Regions from separate parts of the Mus musculus genome. Here regions 2 and 3 are each linked to region 1. The links are chromatin loops, found by intact Hi-C in ENCODE. Cell type or tissue: gastrocnemius. All regions are shown on one strand.

Region 1 (8,000 bases):
TTGTTTTTGCAGGGCAGAAAGTTCACCTTAAGGCTCTTCTGGCATTCAGTGGCTTGGAGTAGAAAGACTGTACCATATTCTGAGCACGGTATACACATACAACATTCACTGAAGATTTTACAGCATAATTTCTCATGTGATTGGCCTGGTCCAATAAGATTGCCAGGATTGGGCTGGTGAGGTGGTACAGTGGGCAAAGACACTTCCCTCAAGCCTGAAAGCCTGAGTTCAATTCCCAGTATACACATGGTAGGTCAAACCAACTCAGCAAGTAGTCCGCTGAACGCCACACATGCGCCATGACGCGTGCCCCTTCCCCACACAAATAAAACGTTTTTTTTTAAAAAATGTAATTGAAAAAAAAAAAACGGAAAAAGAGATAGCTAGGATCAGTTTCTGTTTTTGCACGAAAGATGTTTGCTTTACAAGAGCAGGTACTTCCGGTGTGCGCATGGGGTGGGGTGGGGTGGGGTGGGGTGGGGTGGGGTGGGGTGGGCGGGCAGGGGCGGGGCAGAGCTTTCGGAAGAGAAGCTAAAAAGGATTAGCTCCTCCCGTTGTACCCAGCATGCCCTCTCTCTGTCACTATCCTCTCTTTCCAAGTTCAGAGTAGCTCCCCAAATTGGAAAGTTAAACTTTCAAGAATTTTGAGAACTAGTTGTAAAATATGACCAGTATTTTTAAACTGACCATATAAGCTCATTATTCTGTATATAATATTAAAATATTATATTAAAAAAATCCACCCCTTCCTAATTAGCTCACTATATTCTGCTATTATTTGACCTCTGATGGTCAGTTTTATCTGCTGAGTCTATCCAATGAAAGCGCATGTGATGTTAGAAGTACTAATTACAAACTACATTGAACATGGTTGATACTATATACAATACTACACGTTATTGGTAATCTATTGTGCTTGCCCACGGAGGCTCTCTGCAGGCATGTGACTCTCTTTCTAACCCCTACTCTTTGCCACACACTTCCTCATATTGCTTCTCCTTGACCTCCATGTAGATGGGAGGAACAGGGTTGATTTCTTTAATGTTTGGGCTTTCCAGGAAGGAAGACAAAGACCAGTAGATACAAGTTTTAGGACATCCTGATTCAGGTTGGCAAGCGTGCATTCTAACTGGGGCTGTCTCTGAAGCATGGATCTCCCTGCTTTGCAGAAGACAGCCTCCACGATCGTCTTCACCTGACCCATTTCCTTTACCCTTATAAATGGGCCTGGAGCTGCCTTTTATAGTTGAAGAATTCATTATGTAATATGGTTAAAGGGTTTTTATTGTTCCTAAGGCTATGTGGTTTTTATTTTTTTTTATAGATAGATAGAATTTTTTTCAATAATTTAGACCTGGAATGGGAAATGGAAAGAAAACGAAGAAGGGGAGGGAGGAGGAAGATGAGGAGGTGGGGGTTAAGAGAGAGAGAGAGAGAGAGAGAGAGAGAGAGAGAGAGAGCACTGGGATGATTGACTTGAAGCCTTAGGGCTCTAGGACGAAGTTTCAATCTGTCCATTACCCTACTGGCTCACTGTATGTCACAACTTTTTCAGCAAAGGCCATCTGAGAACAGCAAAGTAAATTAAATAGCTGGCCCCAAGTGACATAAATGGCAAATGGCATAGCAGGAATCAGTGCCACTCCCTGATTCCAACCCTATGGCTGTCTGTTCTGTCTTCCTGGGAAAGTGAAGGAAGCCAGAGCACAAGGTTTCCATAAGCAATCATTAGAACTTGTCATTGAGCCATACTGCAGTTCAGCTAGACAGACAAGCACACTGTCACTCCCTGCCATATAAGGAAGCAGAACTAAACACCATGCCTTACACTACTGACTCAAGTCAGTTGCTCTGCTCAGAGGCAGGCGGACCTGGAGCAACTAGGAAGAAACCAAAAGTGGGCTGTCCTTGGAAGCCCAAAGATGTCAGCAAATGGGTTCTCTGCCCGACCAAAGGGAAACACCCTGGAATTAGGTTCTGAAGGTTTCTGTGACTTGGACAAACATTGTAGCTGTTTCGGTGATTGTAGCTGTTTCAGGTGTTCCTTTGTGTCAAATTTAGATGTTCAAAAGACTGAGTTCGAGGTCAGCCTGGTCTACAAAGTGAGTTCCAGGACATCCAGGGCTATACAGAGAAACCCTGCCTTGCCCCCCCACCCCCCAATGAGAACTGGATGGACTGTTGAGAGCTCTGCCTCTGCCCAGCTGAAGTTAGGGTCCCCTTGCCTTGGTAGCCACTCCCACTCCCCACAATTCAGCACGTTTGTGCCAGCACTCTTCAACTTTATAATCAATCACAATCAGAACTTAAGAATGCAAGTCTAGTAGCCAATTTCATTGGAGAAACTGAGGCACAATTATCTGTTCAAGATCAGCTGGTCTAATCTTGCTGCGAAGAAGGCTCACGATTCCAGATAACTCTAAGATAACACATAGTCTCCTCAGAGAAAGTTGGGGGACGGATTAAACAGTCCCTTCAACTCCTCCTAACATGCATCTTTGGTCAGATTATACCTGGGTATTCATCTCTGAGACCTACCGTAACAGAGCACTACAAACAGAAGCCAATTTTGTCGCAGTTCTAGGTTAGAAGGCCAAGGCCAGGCCATCCCCGGGGTTGGTTCCTTCTACTGCAGTGAGGAAGGCTGTGCTCTACCTGTTCCCTCACAACTAGATAGTCCTGTCCGTGTTCCTGTGGCATGTTCTCTGTACGCGCCTGCATCTCTGTCCCCGTCTCCTTTCTTAGAAAGTTTACTGTATTGGAGCCCATGCTTTGGACTGCCCTTTAACTTGATAGTCTCTGTAAAGACCCAAACGTTTGAGGTGAAGGGCTTCGAGCCCCAACGAATGAATTAAACCCAGACTATGCCCCAACTCAAAATCGGGGTAGAAACCTATGCGGCACGGGTTCCGAAAGCCCAGTTGCAGAAGACCCTACTGCTGACGGGATTCTGCCGTCCCTCTAGGTCTGGGGCAGCTTTGCTAGAAGTCGCTTGGCCTTTTGAACTTGCCCTTGAGATTTACTTTTCAGCCTTTCACAATATGAAATTCTGATCTGGTGAAAAGTCAAAAAAGGTCTCCGAAATGACGCACTGAGGCACAGCTTCGCTCGCTGTGGCCTATCTGTGGACGGCTGGGAAACCACAGTGCAGACAGTCTGGTATGCGGCCATCAGGGGTGGGGGAGGGGCTGGTGGGAAGGCTGAGCCAAGGCGGGGATGGGGGGGGGGAAGGAAGAGAGAGAGAGAGAGAGAGAGAGAGAGAGAGAGAGAGAGAGAGATGCTACCCTGGAGCAGCCTGGAGACAGCCACCACAGGGGCTGTGGGGGAGTCTGCAAGAACTCTTTTCAGTCAAATTTACAAAGGCTGATCTCGGCCAGTAACCGTGTCAATACAGGGGAAAATATTAGGAGCCTACACATATTTGTGTTATGAATCACTTTGAGTCTTCGTTTCCCCTGTCTCTTCACTGTTTAAGCTTAAAGGATAAATGCTTGCGCGCTCTGCTTTCGCTGGCCCTCTTCGCTTTATCTACATTTGCTCTGCCACAGTTCATAGTTTGTGTGTCCTGTCTCCTTTTCCGGTTTGTTTCCTGCTGCGTCGTGCCTCTCTTCCCCTTCCTTCTCCATGTGTGTCCCAGTTGCGATCCTTTCCATTAGTCCTCTGGCTCAGGCCAGAACTATCGAGGAGGTGACTGTGCCAATTGTCGTCCAAACTGGGGGACAGGAAGAGCTATTAATAGCTTCCCTAGAATAGCAGTCACAGGCTGGGAGTGCCCAGGCGCACTGGGAGGGAGGGTCATCCTCTTTAGAGTTTAGGTTCTCTCCTCCCTAAGCCCCTCTCCTCTTCTGACTGCTCACTGTTTCTGTGTCTTTCTTTAAAAGTACTTCTATTCTGAGACTTTCACGTTTCCATTCTAACTCATCTCTCTCTCTGCACCCCTTACTGGCTCCCACACCCCACTGTGTGGAACAACCTTTTGCTTTTGTTTGTTTAATGTAATTTTTTTCTAGGGTTTTTTTTTCCCTTTTGAGTCAAAGTTACACTATATATACCACTTGAGAGTGGAGCACCGATGTGACAAGTTGCTTATGGTCTCCTATGAGCTGCAACTCGTCTGTACACCTTCTGGGGTTAGAGCGGTCCCTGCACTGCAAAAGTGCCTAGAGCTGTCATGTACAGTTATTATGTATGTGTATCTTGGCTCTCACAGGACATACTTTCTGTATGTGTACATATGTGCACACTAGAGTTGAAAATGATAATGATATATGGCCTAAAAATAGAAAAATATATAGTCAAAGCTAACTGTATTGCTTTCACTATGTCCTAGTGGTCTACATTGATTATCCTTTTAAAACTGTGTGTGCAATGACTGCTGTGGGTTTAACATGGGTAGAAATAAACTTTTAAGGCAAAAAATATAGAATAAACTTAATAGTCTTAAGTCTCTAAGTGTGTGTGTGTGTGTGTGTGTGTGTGTGTGTAGGCCAGAGGTCAACAGCTGTTACCTTCTTCAGTTTGCTCTCCACAATTTTTTTTAAAGACAGGGTGTCTTACTGAACATGGAGTGCCCTGATTCAACTATGTTGGGAGTTGTAGTGGTCTACCTGTCTCTGCCCTCCCAGTGCTGATCGTACAGGTGTGGGGTGCTATGCTTGACTCTTTACACAGGAAACAGGCACCCACATTCAATTCCTCATGCTTACACAGGAAGCAGTCTACTAACTACACCATCTGCCTAGCTCTTCAAATGGGATTCCACTTGTGACCAGTCCTGGGCAATTTCTAGATTGTTCTGAAAAATCATTTCAATTGTCAAGATCTATGTTAGACTTGCAGTTGCCCAAGGACATTCTAAGCTCCCCTGTAGCTAGGAGGGGAGAAACAAGAACATGAGTCCTTGGAAAAAATCAGTTACTGAAAAATCAGTCAGTAGCTGTCTGAAGTACTCAATGGCCCACAACTATGTCAGCTGCACGGAGCCATTCTCATTTGTTAGGTACTTACTTGGAGATTTTGACCAAAAAACTTCCTCCTCCTCCTCCTCTTCTTTTATCAAGCATCCTTAAAATTAATGAATGAAGGAGGCAGTAAGATAAGGTAATTTAGGAAGGAAATGGGTTCTGTTGAAATTGTTCCTTTCCTCCTAGACCTCTTCCCACTCTTCCCCCTGGTGTCCTCTCCTCCTGGTTTCTATTTCTTCTCCCATTGAGATTATGGTTGCAAATGTCCTGTGGCCATCGGGCCACCTTCTGCTCTAGTCATGTTGTTTACAAATATCCTTGTATGGAGATCGATGATACAAAGCTCTTCCCCATAGTCTCCAGGGATGGTATGCAGCTGTAGAGCTGGTGGGATAGAAATGTCTGTCCCTCGGCCTGCGATCTGACCACATAGGATCAGCTAGCCTGGAGCTGCCTGCCCATCTGTGTTAGTACAAATAGGAAGTGAGGAGGGTAGGAGTTTGGCGGTTGTTTTATTATTTTTTTTTCCATTTCATTAAACGTCCATGTCTCTCCATATTTTGGCTTTTACCCTTGCTGTTAAAAATACAGCAGTTGTTCTTTCCACTGGGAGTAGCTACACCCTGATAATTCCTTTTCAAGGTGTCCCTGGCCAAGGTCAAGCTTTTGGTGCCTGGGCTCACATTTTGCAGTGGGCTCAGGTTCCAGGTAATGGCCTATTGGGTAAGGACCTTCCTCCTCACCACAGCTGTATGACCCTCCTGTCTTCTCTGTACCCGACTCCGTGAATGTTCTTTAGCCTAACCCTTCCCTGTAATGCCCGCATAGGGAGCAAAGAGCTTTCACAGCAAAAGACTCCATGCAGCATGGTGTCTTCAAGCCCAGACATGGTTTTCTATCCTTTTCCCTTTGTAATCTGAAGACCCCGGGTGGCTTGGGCGGTGGGAGTAAGTCGAATAGAATTCAGTTTGGACTGAAATTCCACATCTGAGGTTTCCAGCAGCTATCCCACATGTGACAGCTTCAGCAGACTCCTTTGTCTGGGGGGCCGGGGGGGGGGGGGCTCCTACTCCAGGATCAGGCTTCTCTTCTTTCTACCTGTTTAAAAAAATGTGAAAAAGACGCAACGCATGCTTAGTACAGAGAACTAGAAAACACAGAGGGTTACACTGTCACTGCTGATACTAAGATCATTTCCTCTATATACCTACGTTTTGGTTTTTTTAGTTGGCACGTGACTTGCATGTGTTTACAGCCTACCATATGCTGATTCAAAGCACATAATTCAATGCATACACAACATTAAGGTTCTGGTTTTACTCTTGTCTTTAACAATCAGTGGTGACAGGTGTGGGCCAGAGAGGCCGCTCGGTGGACAAGGCACTTGCCATGTGTGGGTGAAGAGCAGAGTTTGCATCCCCAGTACCCACATAAATGCAAGGCGGCTGTGCCATGTGCCTTCTGCCAGGAATTCCAGTGCTCAGGATGGGGAGACTGGGATCATCCAGGGCAAGCCAGGCTAGCAAGAATGAGCAAGCTTCAGGTTCAGTGAAGGGAGGTCAAGAGAGACCTTAGATGTCAACTTCAGGCTTCTATGTGCAGTTGTACCTCTGCGCATGGGCACCCGAACAACCGTGTGCTTACACACAAGGGAAAGGGCACATGGACACTGCAAACACACACCATATTAGCAATCACCTTTGGAAGAAACTCTGCTGCAAAGGGACAGTTAAGGCAGGTTAGCATCTGATTCACGATGTTTCCCTAACACAAACATCAGTGTGTATCTTCCTCTTAAAGCTTTGTATGTGTCCAATGTACACAGTGAACAACAATAAAATCTTCAGAGTCTTGCTGCACTCAGTCTTTCATCTGCATTTGAAGTTCTGACACATGAGGCCACATATGCGAATTATTCTCACACTTGGCAGTTGCTGTGATTTTAATATCTTATGGCGGATTTCATTCGGGTTTTTTAAATACTCTAAAAATATAGAATACAAGCATGTTGGAAAACAGTGAATGTGTTTGGGGTTAAGTTCACATAAGCAATCATATGGGTAGGTCTTTTTATTATTCTTTAAATAAAATTTTATTTTGAAATATGTTTAGGTTTTCAGTTGCAAGAATATTACAGAGTTCTCATACCCTGCACCGAACTCCATCCATTGTTAACTTTAGTATGCTATATTTATAACAAATAATGAAATGATACTATTACAGTATTACTAATGAAACACCATACTCTATATGGATCTTAGTTTTTATTCAGTTTACTTTGTTTTTCAAGGCCCTTGGATCAATGTGTGTGTGGTGTTTTTTTGTTTTGTTTTGTTTTGTTTTGTTTTTTGTTTTAAGTGGAAAAATTTAAACATTTTCATTGTGGAGCTATTGTTAGAACCCTAACACACAAGTGAAAGCCACACAAGACAACCCCTTTCTTGAACAAATGTTTGCTGCCCAAGCCATTTTCTTGAGGGATTTCCACCTGAAATGCCCTAGGTCTCCTCTGGTCTTTGGTTACCTTGAGACCACCAGCAGATTCCTCTGCCTGCTCCATCCTGTTGCAAGACACCAGTACTCTTTTCCACAACTGAGACTAACCATCCCAGGACCACACACACGCACACCCCTGCATCACCCTCTTCCCGCACAGTTGGAGACCAAAACATCAGCGTGAAAGGTGGACTTGGCTGAGCTGTTTAAGTTTCACTCTTCACGTTTGTATGACATCAGAATGTTACTTGTGAAAGGTTGGACACTAAGAGAAGAAATGAGGTAGAAGAGCTAGCTGGTGGTGAAGAAGGAAGAGGGAGTGGGGGTACTCGGGGTGGGGCATCCATGTTTTGTCACATCTTGAAATCAAGGCTTCATTAAGAAAAAAAAAGGAACCTACTGTTAACAAATATGCCATAGAAGTGTTTGCTTTCTTGAAAGTATTTCAAAGTTAGCCATCCATATGTTGATCTTTCAAATTGTTTTTGGACTGTGAATTAACAACAGAAACTATCCATTGAATCCTGTTTATACCTTTGA
Region 2 (8,000 bases), 49 kb after region 1:
ATGACTGTAGAGCCTGGGAAGTTTCAGAGCATCCTAGATAAGAAGTAGTCCTTGTATTTGACCTGTCTTGATAGGGTCCAGTTGCAAAGATATTCAGTATTTCCCTTCTAAGGTATGACAAGCCAAAACAAATATGGAAAGGTCGCCAAGTCACTGGTAAATAATCCAGTGTTGACTTTTAATTTAGAAATAATGGAGCAAATCGATCCCAGCCTCTTTCTGTGGCATATTGATTCATGTTGCCTTGAACTTTCTCTCATTGTTTATCCTTCTTTTTTACCTTGTTATTTTCCTGCTGATAAAATAGGTGGCTGAGGGCACGGGACCTTTGTGACTTGATCTATTCTGAGCTCACAAATTCCCTCCATTTTTCCTCCTTGCAGATTGGGGTTTCCTTTAGGTCTAGGCACGTGCAATACAAAGAACCTTGAAATGATATATAACGTGCAGAAAATCATACAGCCCTTAACTGTATGATCACCTTAACCACGTGAAGAATTTTCACATAGCAGACATGCCTGTGAGGTCAGCATCTATAGGAACAAAGGCACTCAGAAGCTCCCTCCAGGACTTACTGCCATCATTGCTACCTTATTCTGATCTCTGATGCCAGATGTATATCTAAGTTTATATTGACGGACTATGATAATTTTGGGTGTCTTGTCTAACCTCATGTCTCTCAGATGGATGTCCTCCGTTCTCAGTGCCATATTGTTTCATTCTTTGCCTGACACAGTTTCTCTGCTTTGAGGTTGATAGACACTAAGGTAACTTTCTCTGTGACTACAGTGAAAGGCGATGCTCTGAAGATTCCGGTTACTGTTGTCTGACAAACACACACAGTAGCAAAACTACAGTTATGAAGTAGCAATGCAAATAATGTTATGGTCCAGGGTCACCACAGCATGACAAAACTGTATTAAAAGGAAGATTAAGAACCACTGTTCTAAGGGAAAAACTCCCTCTCTCAGCAGCCAGCAATTGCTAGTAGCTCCTAGGCTAGATGTAGGTGTTGATAGCCTTCACTGCTCCATGCTGGGATGTTGCCTGGCTTGATCTTGTGCACGGGTCTTGTGCGCAGCTACTGAGTTTGTACATGTAACTGTCCTGCTGTATCCTGTAATACAGTTTCCTTATAACCTCACAGCTTCTGGCTCTTACAGTCTTTCCACCCTCCTCTTCCCACAACAATCCCCAAGCTTTAGAAGGAGGAGGTGTGATATAGATGCCCCAGTTAGAGCCAAGCACTGAGAAGGTCCTCATTCTCTGCATGCTGACCAGTGGTCAGTGTCTGGGTTAACACCATTGCTGAGAATTCAGCAATATGCTAATCTATGGGCATAGCAGTAAATCATTAGGACTTAGTTCAAGTTACACTCTAGAGCTCTAGTACTAAACCAGCATGGCACTGACATTTAAAAAGACATGTTACCCAGTGGAATAAAACTGAGGGCCCAGATATAAATAAATGAATACTCCTACATCCACCTGTTTCAGACCAAGAGTCAAAACAAAAATCACCGACTGGAAGAAAGATAGCATCCCCAAGAAGTGGTGATGGCCACCCTCCTTCTTCTTCCTTTTTTCCCTCCTTCTCTCATTCCTTTTCCTCTCCTCTCTCCTCCTCTCCTTTCCCCTCCTTCTCCTCCTCTACCTCCTCTTCTTCTTCCTCTCCCCCTTCCTCCTTGTTTTCTCCTTCTTCCTCCTCTTCTTCCTCCTTCTCTCATTCCTTTTCCTTGCCTTCCTCCTCTTCTCCTTTCCACTCTTCCTCTTCATCCTCCTCCCTTTCCTTTTCCTCCTCCCCTTCCTCTTCCTCTTCCCCTTCCTCCTCCCCTCTCCTTTCTCCTCCTTTCCTTCCCATCCTTTTTTTGTGGTTGTTGTTGTTGTTCATTTGTTCTCTCAAAGTATAATAGACATACAGTAAAGTGGATTCTTTTTAGTTGAGTTCTGAACTTTTTGTAGTAGCTAATAACTACCACAAATAAGATCTACAAGAGCCCCAAGATCAAACTCTCCTTGTAAACTCTAAGCGTTTGCTGTGCACCTCTGTGGGACAACACAAGAGAAGTGTGCTCTTTGTGTTTCCTTTGTGTTCTATTTTGTTATGAGACAAGCTCTTGCAACATAGGCCAAAGTGACCTTGAGCTCAATACTGTAGCTCAGGCTGGCCTCAGCTCCCCACTGCTAAGATTACAAGCATGTGCTGCCTTGCCTTGTGGGGTTTTGCAGTCCTCTTATGCCATCTTGTTTGAGAACAGTGGCTGTCTTGGTAGAAAGCACTGGATTTGGGGGTAATGGGAGCTCTACCGCTTTCCTTCTCTCTGGGATGGTGACCCCTGAGCTTCCGGCTATTGCAGCAGCTTTCTGATGCCTCAGGAGAGATCTTATATTTTAGTCAAGTTTTTCAGCTGTCTCCAATCATAACATTGGGCTGTCCCAAGCTAGTCTCCTCTAGGCAGGTACCTCAGTTGGTCTATACACACTCAACAAGCTCATCAAAAGCCTGCTTCATATCAGGTTTTGTAACTGGTTCTAGAAAAGCCTTAGCAACTATGATAACTCCCGGTGTTTAGTCAGGGAGAGATCTTTGGAGTAAGACTATTATGGCTTACATTTCAACTCTATCATTATTAACTATGCAGCAATGATCCTGAATCTGTTTCTTTACTTTAAGATGGTGAACACTGAACAAGGTAACACATGCCAAGTCCCTTGGACATAGCAGACACTCAGTAAGCTCTAGACACTACTATGCAATATGTTATTATTTCTAATATACTCATCTCTTAGAAGTGTTAGGGATGGGATAGTACTGGGTGGTCCTGGAAGGAGAGTGAACTGGCCTTTTTTTTCACAGTTACAAGGTCTTCCACATGTGTTAGGATTCATAACACATCTCTTTCCCTTATTCCCTTAAAAGATCAAATAACTATATATAAACCAGATGAGTTGAAGATATCTTAAAAAACTATTCTTCAAGTGCTTTATATTGGGCTGAGGAACCGAGAGACCAGGATAGTTAAGCAACTCATTCAAGATCTGTCTGCTCATTGGTGTTTATGTAAATGCCCTAAAATTGTCCATTCCCTCCATTCTAACAGACTTCCAACTTCCATACTAAACTACACAAGCGAGGCAGAGACAAGTACTAATGTTTTATTTACCACTGACTCATTTTTGAATAAACTCCACAGATCTATTTTTAAATATTTTATTTTAATATCCATCTCCATGGGTACCTGATTCCCTGCCAACCGAGGCTGGAAGAGTTGCTTCCCGTTCCTTTCCCATTGTGAGCATCACGTCCTGTAGCTTTCCCTGCTCTGCAGGTCATTAGATAAATGTTCTGTCTTATCATCCACCACAAAAGACTGAATGGAACACATGTAAGACCACACGAAACACTCTTCATGTTCCCAAGTGTGTAGAAGTGCCTCTCAACCTTATCCACAACACAAAGTATCTGGTGTTCTTCTGGCCTCTTCTAGCATCTACCTAGACCCTCATGTCTCCTAGCAAAGATAGCACTTCTGAAAACACCTTCTGAGTGACCACCCCCAAATCCCGTGGGGACAGAGCAGTGTGGATGAGTTTCAGAATCACAAGCATACAAAAGTCCACACCAGTATTTGCTATTGGAACATTGTTCTCAGAGTTCTATGCAGGGGTCTTCTTCCATGAGCTGTACCTTCAGTCTAGCCATCTACTCTTCATTAAAGACCATCCTCCCCCATCGGTCTCAGTACATTTTCTGCTGCTAATAGAATGATGCAGGTTGGGTAATTTGTAAAGAAAAGAAATTGAGCTGGGTGTGGTGGCCCATGCTTCAGTCCCAGCACTCAGGAGTTCAGAAGCAGGTGAATCTCTGAATTTGAGGCCAGCCTGGTCTATATAATGAGTCCAGGTCAGCCAGGGCTGTGTAGAAAGACCATCAAAATCACACACACACACACACACACACACACACACACACACACACACACACACACACACACAGCACTTGGCTTCTCACAGTTTCTAAGGCTGGAAAAGTCAATACCAAGGTGAGGGCTTCTAGATCCTTTATGTTGTGTGTGATACCAAGTGTTCTGGTCTCTCTTTCTCAGAAAGCCACTGATTCCATCATGATGGCCCTACCATGGTGACCTGGTCTATTCTTGATTATTAGGCTCCCAAAACTCCATTCCAAATTCCATGTGAATTTGGGGATTAGGTTTCCAGTGTATGGACTTTGGGGAGAACTGACATGATCAAACTAGACTACTAACCCTACCTACTCCAGTAGCCTCTATAACATCCTGTTGTTTAGTTTACTTAATCAAAAGTATGCATTGGCTTTAGTTGAGCAGCATGTAAGCTCCATGAAAATAGACTCTCTGTTCATCATCACATTCCTAGTCCTGGAGCAGAGTACTCACTCAATAAGTAAGCAGACTGTGGCTTCAGACAAACCTATCCTGCTTTGTCAACCTCTGGTTTGAGTACTGGCTTCACTACTTCCTAACTGGAAGTGACAAGGAGTCATTAGGCTTGGTGGCCTTAACTTACCACTTAAACACAGCGAACTTTTAAATCCTTATCCTACAAGGTTTTTATAGTGATCAAATAAAGTACAAGTGTGTGATGTGCTAACACAATTCTTAATAAATAATAACTATTACTGTTACTTTCATATAATGAGTACAAAGGATATTATGGATCAAGTATTATTTGCTAGAAATAATAATGTTGACATTCCGGGTCCTAATTCAGCAGTGGAAGGTAACATGTTAAATTAATTCTTCAACTGGTACTTCATGCTGGATAAAGTATCAGCCAATTTTATTAAGTTCCCTAATTTAACCTTTCCAATGGCTCCTTGTTGCAGCAAGACATTACCTGAAACCCTTTCGTGGTATCCATTTGGAAATATTTTGAGTCTGATGACAAGGAGACAATCTCTCCTTTCCTGTCATTACACCCTGGTTCTCCCATAGTGAAAGTTTTCGTGTATAACCCATTTCTCCCCATGCCTGGGTAGATGCTTAATTCAAAGGAGCAATAAATAGCGCCTGGCTGTTTGCCACCAGCTTGCTAGGGACTGGGGAAGGACGACAGGCTCATTCGCCATGTGTCTAGCTCCCTCCCTCCCTTCCTTTACCTCAGTCTTTTCCTTCCTTAAGTACGTCTGGTCTAGACTCAGCTTGGTCTGCAGAGAGCTTGGCAAGGGTTTCAGAGCAGGGTCAGCCAGAATGTCTGTGCTTGGCACTGCACGGTCGGCTCTGGCTAGAAGTGATAAGGTGAGGGATGGTTCCCACGGACAGGGATTGCCTTGAAACAGAGTAGAAAATCCACTCATTTCTCATCTGCAGACCTGCAACCCGAGCACAAAGGGAAAGGCTTCTCTCCCAGTTCTTTTGTTATTTGCTTTGTTTTTCTGTCTCACTCTCAGGACAGTGCACACGCATGCACGCACGCACACAAGGACACTAGGACAAAAAAGGATTTTCCACCTACATTTAGCATACTTCTTTCCCTAGTTTCCTTTTACTCACTCCCTTTTTCAAAAAGTAAGAATGCTGAATATATTAGGAACAGAGAAAAAGAAAGTAGGCAAATAAATGTCGGTCCTGTCAGAGTAGGTGTATGGCCACACATCCTTCTCTGCCTTTACATTTAGGATAACATGACATTTACTTTCTTCAAAATGAAAATGTATGATAATCCCCCCATATACATACATACATACATACATACATACATACATACATACATACATACATGTGGGGGCTTATTCTTATGTATGTGGTACACTGTGGAAGTTGGTGGACAACCTTCCTGTCAAGTCCCACCTTTCCACCATCTTTGACCAGGGTTCAGCAGGCAAGCTGGACAGGCAGTTCGTGGAGATTCTCCTGACTCCAACTCACATGCCCCTGGGCTTACAGACTTTGGGATACTGTCTCTACCTTTATGTGGATTCTGGAGACCTGAACTCAGGTGGTCTAGCTTGTATTCAGCAAGCACCTTTACCTGCTGAGCCATCTCCCCATGCACAATAGCTATTTCTAAACCAGGCCTATGTTCTTCCTTCAGCACTCGACTAATGATGGTACCTGAGGGAGAATCGATATCTGAAATGTGCATTCTAGAGTTGGGGGGATGGCTCAGTGGGTAGCTCACTTGCCTCCAAGCCTGAGGTCTCATGTTCAGTCCCCAGAACCTGCACAGTAGAAGGGGATGACTACAAGTGCCCTCTGACCTCCACTCTACACTGTGGCACACACTCAGAGAATAAATAATAAATAAATATACAAGAATGAATGAATACTCTACATTGACTATAGGTAATTATACTTAATTATTCAATCTTCCATTTTCTTCCAGATAGTCAATAACAGATTTCAAGATCATCAAATCCAACCCACGGGGGTGGACAGTCAAAGGTTCAGAAGTAGACACCTGACTGCTTCTGTGTAAGTAGAGTTTGTTGCTTTGGGCTCTGCTTATAGTACTTATATAACCTCTCTGCCTGATTTGCTGAATTCTTGCATTTAAAGTTATCTCATAAAAACCCCAGCCCTGCTTGCTACTCCTCTTCTTGTTTAGTTAGCACTCAGTGAATCTGATCGACTTTATCAAGGTTTTGAGGAATACTTTCCTGGTTTATAATCTGACTTTCTGTTATTTCTCTTTCTTATACATGTAATTTGTTTGCTTGTTCCTGATACAAGCCCTGGCTAGCCTGGAACTCACTTTGTAGACCAGGCTAACCTTTAGCTCACAGAGATCTGCCCGCCTCTACTCTCAAGTGCTGGGATTAAAGGTGTAAGCCACCGTGTATAACTTCATGTGTGATTTCTTAAGACACATGAACTGTTCACTAACTATGACTGATACTGTAGTCTTAAGGGACTAAAGAGGATGCCTCTGCCTCACCTAAGCTCATCGTTGGGAAAAGGCTAGCGATTTCAGGAGTAATGGATCACCTACCCTTTCAAACAAGTGGCTCGCTCACTCTTCTGTTGCTGTAATAAACCAAGGTCAAAAGCAATGAGTAGATAAAAGTGTTTATTTTAGCTCACAGTTCGGGAGAGGTCAGAGTCCATCATGACAGGGAAACGTAGCAGCAGGCAGCAGGAACAGGAAGCAGAGAGATCACATTTCAAGGGTAACAAACTGGGAGGTGAGCCTGAAATGGGGTTGATATGCAACCCTTCAAAGACGCCCTCCAGCAGCAAGGTTCCACATCCTAAAAGTTCTATAGCCTCCCAAACAACATCACCAGTGACTATGTGACTATAGGGCATTTCTTATTTAAACCACCACAAGTCTACCAGTAGAAGCAGCCACTCGAGGAGCACAGAAGGGCTTTTCTAAGATAGGGTGTGGAAAACAAAGGAAATGGAGGGGGGGGGCGGTGCCTTAATTCAAAGAAGGGTTTTTGGTTTGATTTGGTTCTTGACTTTCGGTTTGCTTGTTTGCTTGTTTGTTTTCAGAAATTTAGCACCATTCAGACAATTACTGTCTCAGGATTCTTTCAGCTGTACCTTATTCACCCTGGGTCCTTTCTCTTCTTCATATCCTTGGTTCTCTTTTAGCAAAACCTCTCTTGGGGTAGGGGTGTGTGTGTGTGTGTGTGTGTGTGTGTGTGTGTGTGTGTGTGTGTGTGTGTCTGTATTTCTATGTTTGTGTCTGTGTGTATTTGGACTGTGTGACTCTACAAACTCCTTCTCTGTATACCCCCACCCTTTGCAACGCCAGCTCTCTTAAAGTACTCACTCCCATCCTTCTCTCCTTATGGTCCTAAAGTAGCCGAGAAGGAGGTACCCATTGTTGTGGACCTGTTCCCAAAATGCCACTGACACTTGATTCTGGAACTTATACAATTTCTACTTCTATAAAATAAGAAAATTGGAAGAAAAAAAAAAGCTGCACTGGGAAAATCCAGTGAATGGTGGCCCGTGGCCAGCAGAGGTGCCTCCCAACTGTGTTTCATTAAGTTCAGGCACCTAACAGAC
Region 3 (8,000 bases), 76 kb after region 1:
ACACCTACACAAAATACACACATAAACATATACAAAGACACACACACACATAAGCACAGGTGCACAGACATTTGCACACATTTATACAAACACACATAAACCCAGTAAACACACACAGCAACCAAAAGTCATACTACAGAAGGCACACATGTGTTTTCTTTCCACCAGATATTCACAGGATGTAGTCCACAAGGGCACTGGTTTAGAGTTGCATGAAGAAATACATTTTTGTGGTCCCTTATTCCCCCAGGTAACATACATAGTCTATACCCAAATCATAAGTAGCTTTTCCATGGTTAAGAAAGAAAGCAGGCTTCCAAGTAAGTAGTAAAAGGTAGGGAGTAGGAGGGCAGATTGAAGAAAGAACTTGCATGGGGGCGAGCCAGAAGGGATGTTCAACCACATTAAATACATGGGGCTTCTGTTCTGTTTACCTGTACTGCTGTCTCTACAAACCAATGCCTTCCTGGTCTTCTCAGGGCTCAGGGTACCTTGTTTGCTGTTCTTTGACCCTTCCAAGATACAGGTATAAGCATAGCCCTGGGGCTGCCAAGCAGCAAATGACTGTTTAAGGTTTGATAGGCAGGAGCACTAACCATCTCTGAGGGGGCTTTCCCAGGATTGACACACAAAAAAGCAAGAACGGTTTGCTCACGGGCAGAGTTCTTCCTCTCGTAACTATTTCTCTAGCTATAAGAGGTGGTTTTATGCAACAAAAACTATATGTAAATGCATATACAAACATATGCAGGATTAGTGTGATATGTGAGTGTCCTATAACACATACAAACACATACATATGCACACACATAGGCAGACACAACACACACACACACACACACACACACACACACACACACACACACACACGGAAGAAAATAGAATTTCCCCATCCTACTTTACCAGCTTGGTCTACTATTCCCATGGCTGCTTTATACCCTGCACTTGGTCAGAACAGCAGACAGAAGAAAGCTTTTCAGGTGGTCTCATAGAAGCCTTCAGATCAGTTTTATTTTTTAATAATTATAGAGAGTTCAGACTAGAAAATGTATAGAATTGTAGGGGCATTGGTGAGAAAAGAGGGATTTTTTTTTCGTTTTGTTTTGTTTTATTTTTTTTTTTATGTTCCTCTCTGAAACAGGTTCCCACTCTTTAGCCCAATCCTCTTGCCTCAGTCTCTCAAGTCCTGTGATTTCAAGCATGCTCTGATATATCTGGTCTGAGAAAAAATGTGTTTGGTGAAATGCAAAAGGAAACCTTCTTTCTTTCATGACTAGAAAGTATTGGGACCCTTCTTCTCAACGTGAAACAAAACAATTGAGAGTTTTTTTTTTTAAACTCCCAATAAAAAACCAAATCCAAGTTTCTAAAGATGCATAAAGAGTTTAATACCGTAGAGGATGCGGGAAGTGTGAAAAATCTCAAACATTGCATGGTTTTATTTTTGTTGGCTGAGATTTGATTTTTGTTTTTATGCACTATGAAAGTGGTGAGGGCAAAAACCTTCTGTGCCAATTTATTTCAGATTCTTTTTATTTTATTTTTTTCCTGAAATCTTTTCCAAACAAAGATGCCATCCTATGATGGTTCTGGGGTTTTTACCACACCGATTTTCTTGCTCTGGACAAATGGCTCAGCTCATCTACATAGAAGGCACTGGAAAATATTTTTGTGAGCTGAGTGCAGCCAAGCGAGCGCCTAGGAATCCAGAGGAAGTGGAGGCCTCCTGCTCTGCACAGGAAACAATCTTCCAGCACGCCTTAAATGCCAGATTCCAGGCTAGTTTAACTAACCACTGACAGCTCTGTAAACAGAGCGGGGACAGGAGCCCGCTTCCCCTTTCCTGGGAGTCATTTTGGGTTTGGGGGCCGAAGGGAGATTCTGGAATATTTGACTGCATGGCACAGATACACAGCGGAAGCAGGCTCAGCATCTGAAGAGCTGGAAATTCTTCCAGAATCAAAGTCATCTCAGAGGAGGTAGGAAAGGGTCAAACGGTTGGATTACATCTGGAGAGAGCCAGGATTTTTGAGCTCTGAAGACAGTTTGATCAAAACTTAGCTGCCTTCTAAAATACTGCTTCCTAGGGATTTTTTTTTCTCCCATGATTTCTGCATACTTAAAACAAACAAGCAAACAAACAAAAACAGTGCTAACTAACTTCCAGACTATGCAAACGATGCCTGCGTGCAGCATTGTCTGATTTCTCCTTTCCTCTGTCTGCCCCCCCCCCACACACACACACACATACTTCTTTTCTTGCCCATTTTCCTCTCAGTCTTTCTTTCGCTGTCTGTCTTGTTCTTTGTTCATTTGGGTGTAAGTGTTGTCTGGAGTTCAGCGAGAGACAAAGGGCTGGATCATCCAGCCATTCTGAGGCCATGCTATCAATATTTCTGTCTCCTGAGATTCCTTCTTACTTTTTAAATGTAATCTGCACTCTTACTTGTTTTAATAGCTTTTAGAATGAAGGTGCACTCTGTTTGAGGTCAGCAATTGACCACTGGTTGCCTTAGCCGTATTCTAAGGTGTTTTTCTTAAAAATAAAGAAAAGATGATGGTGTGGGGTGGGAGGGACTAAATCAGGGGCTCATGACTCCTTGGTGATCTTGACTCCGCCTCTTTCCTTTAGATCAAGATATTATCTGGGTTCCCTAAACCCGAAACCTCACTATGGATGATTTTGAACGTCGCAGAGAACTCAGGAGACAAAAGAGGGAGGAGATGCGGCTGGAGGCAGAAAGGTAAGGATCCAGGATAACAGATATTCACATCACCAGCAACCTTGTTTTCAGATCACAAGGACTCTGCCCTCTGAAGGGCCAGTTGTGTCCATATTGCACATCAAACTATTTGTAAAAAGCAGTTATGGGTGTAAGTATTTTTCCTGCTAAAAGTCTAAATTTTGCATTTAAAAAAAACACATTTCAAGAAAAATGGAGATCAGAGAGAATCAGATAATTTCGTATTTATGGAGGCTGAACATTGTAGAATTTGTAATGGTAAAAGATAATACATAAAGATAAAGGCTTCAAATCACCCATAACACTGGAATGACAGAAGATGCTGACTGTTGGCTATCAGAAGCAGTTTGGCAAGCCCCAGAAGAGTCTTAGCTCAGATTTGATTCTTATTAGAAAAACCGTTGCCTGGCCGTCTGCATCAGGAAGGTTACTACAGATGGTCTGAGTGACTGGGGAGGATGTGGGGGCTGTTGGAAGCTGTTGGAATGTGTGGGGCAGCCTTTGAGGTGGTGACTTAGGGGACAGGTGGTTGGAAAAATGAAGCATTGACATGTGACATCGAGGGTGGAAATGTGTATCTTAACATTTAGTTAGGCCTCAGACAGAAGGACAGTGGCCTCTAATGATGTGGCTTCGATCAGTAGTTTAAGGAAAGCGTACCAAGTATTCACAGGGAGAAACAAGCCCCAAGGTTTTGCATGCCAGTAATTCCAGTGCACAGATGCAAAGCATAGTGGGTACAAATGACCTACCGCAGCCCTGCCGTACAAAACTGAAAAGCTGTTGTTATTGTTATCAACCATTATTAATAACAATCCTATCTAAGTAATAAACAACGGCTGGATAGCTGGGAATTAATATGAATGCCAAGTGAAGGAAAGACTATTGTCACCCTGAGATTAAACTATTCACAGAAGTTTTGTTGAGAGTTGTGGTATGCTACGGAAAAAGTAATTGTGGAGATAAGTAAAACGGAAGCTGTCTAAAACAGAGCGTCAATAAAATAAAAGGAGGGAGGGACAGAGGGGAATGCATCCAACATAGAAAATGTATCTATCCGACTTTAAAATAATAGTTAATAATTAAAAATTTAAAGCATACAAAACTAAGGAAATGACCAAAGGACCGGTGGTTGCCAGGAGCTGGACAGGAGGGAGGGAGGGAGGAGCACACAGGCAGAGCACAGGATGTTAGACCCGCAAAACCACCCATGAGATAGTATGATGGCAGATGCGTGCCACTGCGCTGGAACTCAATGCAAATTATGGAATCAAAGTGGAATGACATGTGTGTACCTACATTATCCACAGTCACAAGTACAGCACTGTGTATGGGATGCTGATAATGGCAGAGGCTGCGGCTGCAACTGGGGAGGGGAGGGGACAGGGCAGCATGGAAGACTTGCCATTTCCACTCAACTTTTCTTTGAACCTAAAATTACTGCAAGGAATACAGTTTATCAGTAGAAATGACAGAGTGGGGTAGGAGAGGCTGACTAGGTGTGAAAACGAGACAAGCAAAGCTCCAGGGAGAAAGAATCTGCTGCAGGGAGCTTGAGAGGAAGGGCATCTTAGGACCCTCACTAGGGATGAGAGTGTGGTGGTAACGGTTAGTTACGGTGGACTGAGATTTAGAGACTTGGCATCAAGCATACAGTCGTGAGAGCCTGAATCAGAGCAGTCGGAGGGAGGAAAGAGATCCCACGTGGCAATCAGCAAACCTGTCAGGAGCAGGGACAACTCAGTCTGAAGACTGTAAGCTCCAGTTCCGAATTATTATAGTAAGTTAACCTAAAATAGAGCGCTTCCAAGGCTCAGAGCTGCAGATGCCTTCATCCATTCTCCATGCATGTTTATCAGGCATCGTCAAGAAAAGTCTCGGCCTCGTCTCCAGTGGAGAAAGGTGAGAAGACTCTATTCTTGGTGGTCATGGTCATAGTGTTGAATTTCAGGTAGAAACCACATCAACATGGGGATTTCCCCCCAGATGTTAGAAGACAGGAAACTTGGATTTTTATTCAGAAAGAAGAGAAAATCGTATAAGATAGGTCCATTGGGACAAACCCATTGCCAATAAAAAAAGCTGAAGTCATATCCTCCCCCACCCCCCAAAAGCTCATATGAGAGAGTAAGAGATCATAAGGGCATAATGGAAACATCACAGGGAGCAACATAGCAGAGAGACAGAGAAGACCTAGGGAAGGAGCAGACCTGAAATTGAGAGGACATTGAAGACTTGTGGACACCACCTAGACAGGAGGAACACACCTCTACTTCCTCTGCCTAATTCAGTGCTACTGGCCTTGGGATTCTCCTGGATTCTTGAGTTCTCAATCTACCCAGCAAATGCCTACCGAGGACTGATCAAGACGAAGTGTCTGAACAGAGATGGGAGAAACGAAGGTGATCAGCAGACACTTCTGTATCTCAAAGACTCATAGGAAACAAGAGTACAGAAAGCAGATGAGCAGAGGAGTAACCCTGAAGAACGCTGGGGCTAGAGGGATGGCAGAGCAGAGTGTGCACCTCGTTAGATGGAGTTCTACACCAACAGGCAGTGAGAAGCATCTCACAGTGGTTTAAGCCAGGCTGCGACGTAGGGTGAATAAGCTTCATTTTCTCATAGCCAGAACTCTAAGAACTGGCCACACAGCTGCTCCGTTCATGCTTCCCAGGGTGGTGGTGATGTGTGAACAAGGATTTATCTTCTGTTAGTGTTGGTTGTAAAAAAGCCTGTATGCCAAAGCTTAATTAGGCGCCATTAATAACCTAAAACAAATACATGCATCTTTATTCAAATATTGCTTAACCAACACTTCTGTCTACATTTCTGCTTGTTCTTAACAATGGCCCTATGTTTGTACTGATTTTACCTGTTTGTGTCTCAAGGGGCACTGTATAGGTCTGCTGTGCTGGAATTAGGTCAACCTCCATCAGCATTTGGTAAAATGATCATTTATGGCAGTAGTGAAAGTTAGACTTTATGGTCCAGCAAGATTCCATGGCAAGTTCAGGGTGTGTCCAGGAAACAGATGGCCAAACCAGGAATCCAGGGCTATCTAAAAATCATAGTTCAGATCTGAGGACAAAGGGCATGTAAGACCTTAGGCAAGTCCCTTCCTCTTCCTTTAACGCCAGACCCTGGCTTCCTTTGTCACAGGAATGAGTGCTTTCTCAAGGGAATCAGAGGTCATTTCCTCTTGCTTTTGGAATTGTCTACTTCTGTTTGCAATAAGTCAGATATTGCTTGATTTGAAATCAAATACGTAATACAGAATCTTACATTTTTTTTAAAAGACAGTTCTAAGGCCCTATAAAATATACCTAGGGCCAGGCAGGGGAAGAATTAACTGTCATCTGGATATGGAGAATAAAAAGAAGCCATGCCAGCTTCGGAATGGCAGTAGAGTCAATGCAGATAAAGTTGGTCCAAGGGTCAAGGCTACAGATGCATTCGTTTGTTCTCAACACATTTTATCAGGCATCTCTTTTGCTCTATGCTCTGTTCGGGGCAGAGGACTGGGTAATTTTCTCGGGGTTGGAATACTTGACCATCATACTCAGGCTTTAGGTTCAATCTCCAGCACCACAAAACTGGATAAATAAATGAAGTGCTATAACAAATGCACATATACATATAGAAAGAGTATCTATAAAGTGCAAGGTTCTGCCCAGACCTGTAGAGACCAACAGTCACCTGTAGGGATAGTGTGCCAGGAGTCAGGAAGACCATATTAGATTAGAGAGATCTTGACCAAAAGCATAAGAAAGACGTTTCGGTTGGCAGAAGGGGATCTGTGCATAACCAGAGAAAAATCTTAATGTGATGTTTCTAAGCAAAAGGCATTATTTGTATACATTTCAAGCTCAATGGCATTTTAATCAATTGCCTGTTTGAGCAAATGAATGTGTAAATAAATAAATATTTACTTTTGTTAGCCTCATGGGAACAAACAGCTGCCCACATCTATTCTGCTACTCTTTCTGTTTCTGGGTTTTTTGCATTCTCTCTCTTCTCTCTCTCTCTCTCTCTCTCTCTCTCTCTCTCTCTCTCTCTCTCTCTCTCTCTCCTTCCCTCCCTCCCCCCTCCCTTCCTCTCTCTCTCCCTCCCCCTCCCTTCCTCTCTCTTTCCCTCCCTCCCTCCCTCCCCCTCCCTTCCTCTCTCTCTCTCTCTCCCTCCCTCCCCCTCCCTTCCTCTCTCTTTCCCTCCCTCCCTCCCTCCCCCTCCCTTCCTCTCTCTCTCTCCCTCCCTCCCCCTCCCTTCCTCTCTCTTTCCCTCCCTCCCTCCCTCCCCCTCCCTTCCTCTCTCTCTCTCCCTCCCTCCCTCCCCCCCTTCCTCTCTCTTTCCCTCCCTCTCCCTCCCTTCCTCTCTCTTTCCCTCCCTCCCTCCCTCCCCTCCCCCACCTCTCACTCTCCCCTGGCATCTCTGATGTTCTCAGGGCATCATGCTCATCATCACAAAACTGCAGCCACCTGCTTCTGTGTCACTTCCTCTGCATCTTCCTGGACTTAGTGCTGACTGTAGATGCACAGGCTTTTAGGAAAGGATCCATACTTTTGCAGAGGCATTGTTTTATCCTACTTTAATACAGAGATCTTTTATATCTTTAAAATGTATCCAGTAAATGAGGACTAATAACAGCACAGCAGGAAACTTAGCTGGAAGTCATAAGGACATAAATACAGATATATAGGTATGTATGTTCTATAACAGCAGCTATCAATCTATGGGTTGTAACCCCTTTGGGAATTGAAAAACCCTTTCACAAGGGTCGCATATCAGATATTTACATTATGATTCATAACAGTAGCAAAATGACAGTTATGAAGTGGCAATGAAATAATGTCATGGTTGGGGGTCACCACAACATGAGGAACTGTTTTAAAAGGTCACAGAACTGGGAAGTTTGAGAACCACTGTTCTATATAAATGAAGGAACACTCAGCAGTATCATGATCAAAGATGGTAAGCTTAGCAGGTATGGTCATGGGTTTTGGCAGTAGGGCCTATGGGATTGATCCTCGGCCTATCCCTTAAGGCTGAGTGAGCACTGGTAAGACAACCAATCCTTCCAGTTTTCTGCTTGCCCCTGTATAAAATGAGAGCAACGGAAGTATCTACTTCATAGATTCTTACAGGCTGAGGAGATATGAGGAAGCATTAACACAGCACTTAGCATTTTGCAACAGTAGACATCACTATTAATGATTATTAGTTAATTTGATTCTCTGCAACAACACAACCTAAAAAAGTCAA

What was found. A loop is a pair of places that touch in the nucleus more often than their neighbours do. Peaks named below come from ENCODE experiments on the same cell type or tissue, not always from the same donor. Only the 100,000 strongest peaks of a DNase experiment are listed, where the experiment ranks them.
Region 2: it touches region 1 in a loop (1.9-fold over the local background); 2 of 42 quality-filtered maps call a loop at or near these places.
Region 3: a loop joins it to region 1, with 2.2 times the contacts of the local background. A loop is called at or near these places in 5 of 42 quality-filtered maps.

The regions. Positions count from the first base shown.
Region 1 is chr6:34,606,974-34,614,973 of GRCm38, forward strand. The region is part of intron 1 of Cald1 (caldesmon 1); the gene reads left to right. Among named protein-coding and RNA genes, the nearest start is that of Cald1, 12 kb to the left of the region's middle. In gastrocnemius, no CTCF peak of the experiment used is centred here; DNase peaks (open chromatin) are centred at 3,168 and 3,707; H3K4me3 peaks cover 1,682 bases; H3K27ac peaks cover 6,019 bases.
Region 2 is chr6:34,655,762-34,663,761 of GRCm38, forward strand. It overlaps Cald1 (caldesmon 1), which reads left to right. Exons shown (of 14, transcript NM_001347100.1): 2 at 6,367-6,455. Among named protein-coding and RNA genes, the nearest start is that of Gm13861, 5.8 kb to the left of the region's middle. In gastrocnemius, no CTCF peak of the experiment used is centred here; DNase peaks (open chromatin) are centred at 3,254 and 5,150; H3K27ac peaks cover 2,517 bases.
Region 3 is chr6:34,683,331-34,691,330 of GRCm38, forward strand. It overlaps Cald1 (caldesmon 1), which reads left to right. Exons shown (of 14, transcript NM_001347100.1): 3 at 2,633-2,744. The coding sequence starts at 2,674. Among named protein-coding and RNA genes, the nearest start is that of Gm13861, 33 kb to the left of the region's middle. In gastrocnemius, no CTCF peak of the experiment used is centred here; no DNase peak of the experiment used is centred here; H3K4me3 peaks cover 593 bases; H3K27ac peaks cover 4,697 bases.